Regions from separate parts of the Homo sapiens genome. Here region 1 is linked to region 2. A link is a contact called in ENCODE Hi-C or POLR2A ChIA-PET data. All regions are on one chromosome and are shown on one strand. Each heading gives the region's core, a stretch centred on a gene start or an enhancer-like site at or near the end of the contact. The rest is flanking DNA. Distances are from core to core; before and after follow the strand shown. Region 1 has its middle 110 kb from the start of MED13. Region 2 holds the start of INTS2 (integrator complex subunit 2).

Region 1 (4,471 bases), core at 312-2,811, 240 kb after region 2:
GGAGATTGCAGTGAACTGAGACTGCACCACTGCACTCCAGCCTGGGTGACAGAGTGAGACTCTGTCTCAGAGATAACTAACTAAATAAATATAAATAAATAATAAAATAAAATAAAAATAGCCACCTGGGCCAAAGACAGAAGAATCAGATAGGACGTGGTACATGTTGGCAGATGCCAGCATGGTCTGATGAACAACGGCAAGACACTACCTGTCCCCACCCTGATGCTGTGCCACTAGGTAAGTCCCCAGATCTCAGAGGAAAAGAGCAGTGGGAACCCTAAACTGACTAATATTTGATATCTGCCACGTAGCAGAATGACACTCTTCGAGTGCAAAAGAGAAATTAAGTCTTGGAAAAATGGAAAAAGGTATATTTCTTGCAAAACTGATTCATGTCATGAGATTTATGGTGGTCACATGTATCCCATGGAATTTCCAATATACGTATACCATAGGCAAAAAGACTTTGAAAAAATGTCACAGTATTAGACTTTGAATAAGAGTTGGACATCATGCAGGAGTGTGAAGAAAAGAACATCTTTGTTGTTTTCTGATCAATATCACCTTCAGACTGGAATTACAGCTTCACTCTATTTCTTCGGGGGTGGGGTAACTATTTTCCTTAGTTTGTTCAAGAATGGATCGACCAATTAATCAAAATTTTAGAAATAACTGGAGGACTGTACTATGCTGCCTGCTTTCATTAACTGCTCAGTTGGTGGACTGACAAAGCACTGTAATCATTTCTTCACAATTCCCATGGTAAAGTCATCCCAAATGTCACCAGCATCATTCACTTCCCCATCAACTGCCACGTCTCTGCCGTGTCATGATGACCTGGGATAAAGGCTGTGGGTGGGGACAAGGGTTGTCACAAGTTGTAGATTAGACAAACCAGAGGGGACCTCAGAAAAGCATTTATTTTGGTTCTGGCTTCCAAGCAGGTCTGCAGCCAGATCGTTCAAGAGAACGATTGTCTATCCTATGTTTAAAGATCCCCAAAGAAGGCAATCTCTAGTAAGCTGTTTTAATATATAAAATCTATATTTTGAGAAGTTTCCTCCTTTTATCAAATCTAAACCCATCTCTTTTTGTTTTCGTCTTAGCGGTAATAAAAATACATCATATGATTCTGTTCTGAAATCCTGTTTTGGGCTTATAGATAATATTTATTCTGCTAGAGATGTTGGCCCTTTTAGAAAAGAGTTTCTGGGCCGGGCACGGTGGCTCAAGCCTGTAATCCCAGCACTTTGGGAGGCCGAGGCGGGTGGATTGCCTGAGCTCAGGAGTTCACGACCAGCCTGGGCAACCCGGTGAAACACTGTCTCTACTAAAATACAAAAAATTAGCCGGGCATGGCAGTGTGCGCCTGTAGTCCCAGCTACTCAGGAGGCTGAGGCAGGAGAATTGCTTGAACCCGGGAGGCGGAGATTGCAGTGAGCCGAGATCATGCCACTGCACTCCAGCCTGGACGACAGAGCGAGATTCAGTCTCAAAAAAGAAAAAAAAGAAAAAAAAAGAAAACAGTTTCTGGTTTAAATGGGGATTTTGTAACTTGCTGTCTCAGAGGCAGATTCCTGATGACTAATGGGGTGATTTTTTTTTTTTTTTTGAGATGGAGTTTCGCTCTTGCTGCCCAGGCTAGAGTGCAATGGCGTGATCTTGGCTCACTACAACCTCTGCCTCCTGGTTTCAATTGAGATGGGGTTTCTCCATGCTGGTCAGGCTGGTCTCGAGCTCCTGACCTCAGGTGATCCACCCACCTTGGCCTCCCAAAGTGGTGGGATTATAGGTGTGAGCCACTGCTCCTGGCCTAATGGGGTGATTTTATGCAGTGTGAGAGCCAGTAGCTGGGTAGCTGGATGCTTGTCTGAAGTGCTGCCTTTCCCTCAGGCACTGCTTGTGTGGAGATACCCAGGAGAGGACCAGAAAGAGCTCTCCTGTTGTGTCAGCTGTGAGGAAGGAAGGGAGAAACAAGAAGTGAAACCTGAGGCAGGACACCCTATTACGTGGCACAGACAGGGTCACCTCATGGGCAGTAGCTGTGACAGGGGACGCCAGAGCAGAGATTTTGGTGGCAAAATACCTTGAAGTCCTGAACTTTGAAGTCCTATATGAAAATATCTTGAAGTTCTACGTGAACCTTAGATGGACATTACTCTAAGACAAGGATTTAAGATGAGTTACAAAAGAGTATTCCATTCTAGCATGGCAAGAAACCCGGGCAAAGATTATTAAGTGATCAATAAAGCTAAAGGTTAGTGGAAAAATGTAGTAAAGTCTACACAGGTACTTGTGAGCTTTGTTTTTCCCAATGATATCTTTAATTAAATGAGTAATGTCCGCCGGGCGTAGTGGCTCACACCTGTAATCTCAATACTATGGGAGGCTGAAGTGGGAGGATCATTTGAACTCAGGAGTTTGAGGCTGCATTGAGCCTTTATCATGCCACTGCACTCCAGCCTGGTCAACACAGTGAGACCCTGCCTCAAAAAAAAAAAAAATTAGTTGGGTATGGTGGCACACACCTGTAGTCCCAGCTACTTGTGACACTGAGGCAGGAGGATCACTTGAGCCCAGGAGTGCAAGGTTACAATGAGCCATGATCACACCACTGCACTCCAGCTTTGGTGACACAGTGAGATCCTGTCTCAAAAAATAAAATAATTTTTAAAGCAACATTGAAATACATTCTCATCGTAAAAAAGTAAGCATTAGAATTATGGCTAATGGGCCCGGCACAGTGGCTCACACCTATAATCCCAACACTTTGGAAGGCTGAGGCACGCAGATCACAAGGTCAGGAGTTTGTGGCCAATAGGGTGAAACCCCATTTCTACTAAAAATACAAAAATTGGCTGGCTGTGGTGGTACGCGCTTGTAGTCCCAGCTACTTGGGAGGCTGAGGCAGGAGGATCGCTTAAACCTGGGAGGTGAAGGTTGCAGTGAGCTGAGATCACGCTACTGCACTCCAGCCTAGGCGACAGAACGAGACTCCCATCTCAAAAAACAAACAAACAAAAGAATTATGGCTAATGTCCTCTTTGACCATTTCTTTCCCCCTACAACTTCCCCAGCACCCCCCATCCTAATAGTCACCCTAGAGAAGGGTCATTCTGTGTTTGGGAGATAACTTTCTGCTTTTCTGGCCAGTACAGCCTCTTCCTCTTGGGGTAAAGGAAGATAACGGGTAAGATGGCGAGGATGAGTCAATATTTCCTCTATTCTTGGACACAGGTTCAAAAGAGAATCATTGGGAGTTTCTCAGTCCAACCAAATCATGATGCAATCCGGAAAAAGAACCTAAAATTTTGGCATGTAGTCTTCATTTTTCAATTTGCAGTATCAATGCCGATTTGTTTTTTTGTGTGTATATCTTTACAATTTTTTTTTGTTTCTTTAGGATTTTTTTTTTTTTTTGAGACAGAGTTTCGCTGTTGTTGCCCAGGCTGGAGTGCAATGGCACGATCTCGGCTCACCGACCTCCGCCTCCCAGGTTCAAGCAATTCTCCTGCCTCAGCCTCCTGAGTAGTTGGGATTACAGGCATGCACCACCACGTCCGGCTAATTTTTTGTATTTTCAGTAGAGACGGGGTTTCTCCATGTTGAGGCTGGTCTCGAACTCCTGACCTCATATGATCCGCCCGCCTCAGCCTCCCAAAGTGCTGGGATTACAGGCGTGAGCCAACCCGCCCAGGCTTCTTCAGGCATTTTTCAAAAGAAATTAAGGGAAGGTACATCAAGCCCAACTGATCTGCCATCATTAACCTGGAAGCTTTTCATTCAATTTTATGTGTCATCAATCTTGGCTTCTAATCTCTGGAATATTGTGATAATTTCAAAATGATCTCCCTATTTCTCTATCTCCTCATCTACCCATCTTTCTTCTCTCAACTCCCTTCCCTCTAATTCATCCATAGTCATAGTTATAAAACATCATTGTTAGCCAGATGTGGTGGCCCACGCCTGTAATCCCAGCACTTTGGGAGGTTGAGGCAGGTGGATCAACTGAGGTCAGGAGTTTGAGACCAGCCTGGCCAACATGGCGAAACCCTGTATCTACTAAAAGTACAAAAATTAGCTGGGCATGGGGGCGGGCACCTGTATCCCAGCTACTCAGGAGGCTGAGGCAGGAGAATGGCTTGAATGTGGGAGGCAGAGGTTGCAGTGAGCCGAGATCTCACCACTGCACTCCAGCCTGGGCTACAAGAGCAAGACTCTGTCTCAAAAAAAAGAAAAAATAATAAAAAATAAAACATCATTGTTATTTTATCAATCTTCAGCAGCTTTTCATTGCCTACAGAATGGAGTCTCAGTTCCTCAGGTTGGCATTCCACAATCTGATTCCAAAATGTGAATCTATACTTAAACTACTCACTACTCAAACTTCATTCCAACCATTGTTCCTGAATGTTCTGTGTGTTATGCCTATCTTGACATCAATACTCCAACCTTTACCTATCTACAT
Region 2 (5,005 bases), core at 147-2,646:
TTCTGCATTGCCTCAAAAGCAAAAGGGCTGACAAACTGAAGACTTGTACATTCAGTCATTATTACTGTTTGTTGATCCTAATGGTAAAAATACAAATGAAAGTAGGAGTTTAACTTTCACATGTATGAACACCCAACTTTCTAAAAACCCTGAAAAATGTGGTGTATCTTTAATAGGTCCCTATGTTGGCAATGTTCCTGGCACAATCAAGACAAGGCTTCTCTGTCTCCCTAGGTTTATACTGTCACCTGGGAAATGGGAAAGAAAACAGAGTATATTAATGTCTCTTCCAGCCTCAGGAATCTTCTGCTCTAATACTCATATTTTACAAAGAAGGAATATGAAGCCCAGAGAGATGAAGTAACACGCCCAAAATAGTATTACTAGTTAGAGGCACAATCCAAGGCTGAATCCTCATCTACTAAAATCCCAGTCCAAGACTTTCTCCACTATATCAGTCACATGAGCTCCACAAAATGTAAACAAAAGTGAATGGTCATAGTTAAGTGCTTTCTTTCATACCCCGATAGTTTCACATGCCTACCCCGATATACATCAAGAACTATTGGGCTTCTCTTTCTCACCCTCCATGAGTCGGTGGAAAAACTAGCAAATCACTGGGCAGAACCAATGCCAGATTCAAGGCTCTGGAGGCCACAACACTATCCTATGTCCCCTGTGTTACCGGGTAAAAAGCAGATGTGTGGGTGCTATGTGAGAAAGACGCGTCTCATTAGCGCACTTCTCTGTCTCCAGGAATCATCCAAGGCACAAAAAGTAAACAAAAAGGCAGTGAGCTGGCAGCCAAAGCAGTCCCCTCTCAAGGCCGACCGACTAGCAGCAGCGTGGGTAAAAGTCGTGGGTAAAAACTGCTTTGCTTTCAGGGAGGGGCTGCTCTTTTAACAGAGGGGCGGGCTGACTGGAGCAGAGGAGCCAAGACCTGCGTGCTCCTCCGTCTCGCCCCGGGCGCAACTAGAACCAATAAGTCCCTCAGGCTGAGCAAAGTCTGGCCAGGCTCCGACACGGACCTAGGAACGCGCTGAGGCCAGAGAAGCGGACGCTTCATACCTTAAGATCTACCCTCCAGCCTCACGGAACCGCACACGGACTCCGCGTCCTAGAGGCGGGACGCGGCAGAAATCGAGAGCGCGGTCCGATGTTGGGCCTAGGCGATATCCGGAACCCCAAACCCTAGTTGTGCCTCGAGTCGACTCGGACACCAAGAACTCAGACGCCGGGACCAACCGGGTTGTCGATACAAAGTGGGAAGGATGGGGGCACCACACAAAGGCAGAACCGGGACTGTAGGAACGGAAAAGCGGGAGACTTTTTCAACCTGCACCCAGCACCTTCATTCATCCCCAGCGTCTGACTCCCGTCGGCCACCGTACTGGTCTGAGAGGAAGGGTGGCTGCGAGAGGAAAGGCAGAGACGTCGGCGCCAATGCAACTGTGCGCGTGCGCGGCCCCGCCCCTTTCTCCACTTTATTTGCCCTGCCCTACTTGTTCGCCAAAAATTTAGAAATGTGATTCTGGTAGGCTCTGATTTCCAGAGCCTACCAGCTCCTTCCTTTTAGACAAGCAAGCCACTGAGCCCCTCAGAACTTAAATTTCATCATCACAGGATTGCCATGGCATTCAAATGGCATAACGTGTGTTAAAATCGTTCCCACTATTCTTTGACACTAGTGGTACCAAACTGTACTCTTTAAATCTTTGCCTGTGCCTTCCCAGAACCAAAATTCTAGAATCCCAGGATTTGTGGGAGAATTTTAAAAGTGATCTAACCCCAAACTTTCTTCCGCTCTTGACCTCACACCTCCGCTGTCAGAAGTTAAACACCTTCCTTTCAGGTTCTTAACTTGGGGGACCCATAGAACCTTAGAGAGGCAATGCACGGGGATTCAGGAATTCTCTGGAATCCGTTCAGAACTGAGTGCTCGGCACTTCTTCTGGGAAGAGGGTCCAAAACTTTCAACAACTTCTCAAAGGAAGTCTGATCACTCAGAAAAGAACCACTAGTCTATATATGAAGAACCGCTAGTCCATATGTCTTCATACTATTTATTGTTCCTAGTTCGATCAACGTTTATTTGGCAACTTCTATTTACCAGATATTGTGCTAGGAGCTGGAAATAAAAATATTTTACAAAGATATAGCACTTTATAACCTCTTTAAAAATAAAGTCAGAGCCGGGCGTGGTGTCTCATGCCTGTAATCCCAGCGCTTTGGGAAGCCGAGGCGGGCGGATCACCTGAGGTCAGGAGTTCGAGACCAGCCTGACGCAACATGACTAAACCCCAACTCTACAAAAAATATAAAAATTAGGCCGAGCACGATGGCTCATGCCTGTAATCCTAGCACTTTGGGAGGCCGAGGCAGGCAGATCACGAGGCCAGGAGTTCGAGACCAGCCTGACCAACATGGTGAAACTCCGCCTCTACTAAAAATGCAAAAATTAGCCAGGCGTGGTGGTGTGCGCCTGTAATCTCAGCTACTTGGGAGGCTGAGGCGGGAGCATTGCTTGAACCTGGGAGGCGGAGGTTGTGGTGAGCTGAGATCGTGCCATTGCACTCCAGCCTAGGCAATAAGAGCGAAACTCCGTCTCAAAAAAAAAAAAAAAAAAAAAAAATTACCCCAGCGTGGTGATGGAGCACCTGTAGTCCCAGCTACTTCGGAGGCTGAGACAGGAAAATCACTTGAACCTAGGAGGCAGATGTTTCAGTGAGCAGAGATCATGCCACCGCACTCCAGCCTGGGCAACAGAGCCAGACTCCATCTCAAAAATATATATATATATATGACTTTCAACATAGATCAGCAAAGGAAGAAAAGAATTGTGTGTTGCAATGCTTCTGAAAATTTTTTCCACCTGACCCACAATAATACATTTCACATTGTGACCCAGAAAAAACATATGTATATATCCACATACAAAAATAAGTGTAAGTGTATAAATTTATATGCTATATAAACATATAAATATATAACATATAAACCCACATTTACATGGAAACAAATATTTCGTATAATAACACACACACTACATGTTTCTACTTCTCTTTAAAAAACTGCTGGTCACTGCACACTAAAACTGATTTCACACTCTATTAATGGGTTGCACACTGTACTGTCCTAGCATTTTTAAGCTAATATTTGGGATTTATTTATTGAACACTTGCTAGGCACTGTAATAAATGCTTTATATATATTATCTGATTCAATCTTGTGACGTAGGTAATATTCGCCTTTTGCAATTGTGGAAACTGAGAGAGGGTAAGCAATTTCATCTCCATGGATGGTCATTTCACAGGAAAAGTGTGAAGGCAGTGCAAACATTGGTTTGAGGGACGAATGAGAGGAAGATGTGGGTATGAACTAAGTGATTTTAAAGATCCTTTCCAACTCTAATTATGATCCTCTGTTCACTAATGGAGAAACATCATGCAGATTCAGTATCTCCATCTTGATCTATGGAGAAACAGAAAAATCACTGAATGAGATGGCTGCAGTGTCACATAATGAGTGCTGACACTTCCTCCAAGTCCCCCTCTCCTTTTCTTCCAGTTCACCAACTTGACCTTGAGTTGCTCAAGCCAGAAACCTAAAAGTCATCCTAGACTCTAATCTCTCCCCCTTGTATTAATTTAGCAAAAATCTTTATAATCATTGAAACATTGTAATGTTTGCCAATAAAACTTTTTTTTTTTTGAGACAGAGTCTCGTTCTGTTGCCCAAGCTGGAGTGCAGTGGCACGATCTCGGCTCACTACAACCTCTGCCTCCCAAGCTGAAGCAATCCTCCCACCTCAGCCTCCTGAGTAGCTGGGACAATAGGTGTGCACCACCACACTTGGCTAATTTTTTTTTTTTTTTTTTTGAGACAGAGTCTCGCTGTGTCACCCAGGCTGGAGTGCAGTGGTGCGATCTTGGCTCACTGCAACCTCCGCCTCCCAGGGTCAAGCGATTCTCCTGCCTCAGCCTCCTGAGTAGGTGGGATTACAGGTGCCTGCCACCATGCCTGGCTAATTTTTTGTATTTTTAGTAGAGACAGGGTTTCACCATGTTGGCCAGGCTGGTCTCAAACTCCTGACCTCAGCTGATCCACCCACCTTGGCCTCCCAAAATGCTGGGATTTCAGGCATGAGTCCCTGTACCCAGCCTCTCTTTTTTTTTCCTTTTCGACACAAGTTCTCAAGAAAAGAGCGGCAGTGCAGTTGGGCGATCTTGGCTCACTACAACCTCAACCTCCTGGGCTCAGGTGATCCTCCCACTTCAGCCTCCCAAGTAACTGAGACTATGGTCATGCATCACCACACCTGGCTAATTTTTCTATTTTTTTGTAGAGACAGGGTTTCATTATGTGGCCAGGCTGGTCTTGAACTCCTGGACTCAAGCCATCTGTCCCCCCTCAGTCCACCAAAGTGCTAGGATTACAGGTGCAAGCCACTGCACCTGGCTTGACCAGCTTGCTTTTATTCTTCTACTTTATTTTTCAATCAGACTGGAGGAAGAGAGAAACACAAGTAATGAAAAAATGAGAAAAACAGAAAAACACATTAGAATATCTATTATGTTTCATGTATACTAGGTGCTTAATGTAGGTTGCAGAGTAATTGAGCTTCCAGCAGTTAGAAGACCTAACTATACAAAGGTGAGGACCAATGTCCTTCAGAAATAGTCATAGAATTCCAGAAGCACAAGGATCTCAGAAGACATCTAGCTCCATTTTGCTCAACATGATGCTCTTTATAGTGTGACTATTTTATCTTGTAAGATGTCTTTCAGGAGGGCACGATGGCTCATGCCTGTAATCCCAGCACTTTGGGAGGCCGAGGCGGGTGGATCACGAGGTCAGGAGTTCTAGACCAGCCTGGCCAATATGATGAAACCCTGTCTCTACTAAAAATACAAAAATTAGTTGGGTGTGGTGGTGTGCACCTGTAGTCCCAGCTGCTTGGGAGGCTGAGGCAGGAGAATCGCTTGAACCCGAGAGGTGGAGGTTG

What was found. Hi-C counts contacts between places; a loop is a spot of excess contacts on that map. ChIA-PET counts read pairs that join two places held with the same protein, here RNA polymerase II (POLR2A). Pooled maps may share reads with other maps.
Region 1: a loop to region 2 is called in a pooled map, with 3 times the contacts of the local background. The contact joins the enhancer-like site here to the promoter of INTS2 in region 2. A Hi-C loop is called at or near these places in 1 of 168 maps with a recorded cell type or tissue (endothelial cell of umbilical vein) and 4 of 50 pooled maps. POLR2A ChIA-PET finds 5 or more read pairs at or near these places in 1 of 52 experiments (PC-3).

Annotation. Positions count from the first base shown.
Region 1 is chr17:62,169,715-62,174,185 of GRCh38, forward strand. No RefSeq gene overlaps it. Among named protein-coding and RNA genes, the nearest start is that of MED13, 110 kb to the left of the region's middle. Within about 2 kb of position 1,562, at least 4 of the 41 ENCODE cell types and tissues checked have a DNase peak (open chromatin) inside an H3K27ac peak, as active enhancers do.
Region 2 is chr17:61,926,586-61,931,590 of GRCh38, forward strand. INTS2 (integrator complex subunit 2) reads right to left here and starts at 1,397. Exons shown (of 25, transcript NM_001351695.2): 1 at 1,069-1,397; 2 at 1-77. The coding sequence starts at 59. RefSeq lists a silencer at 1,428-1,527.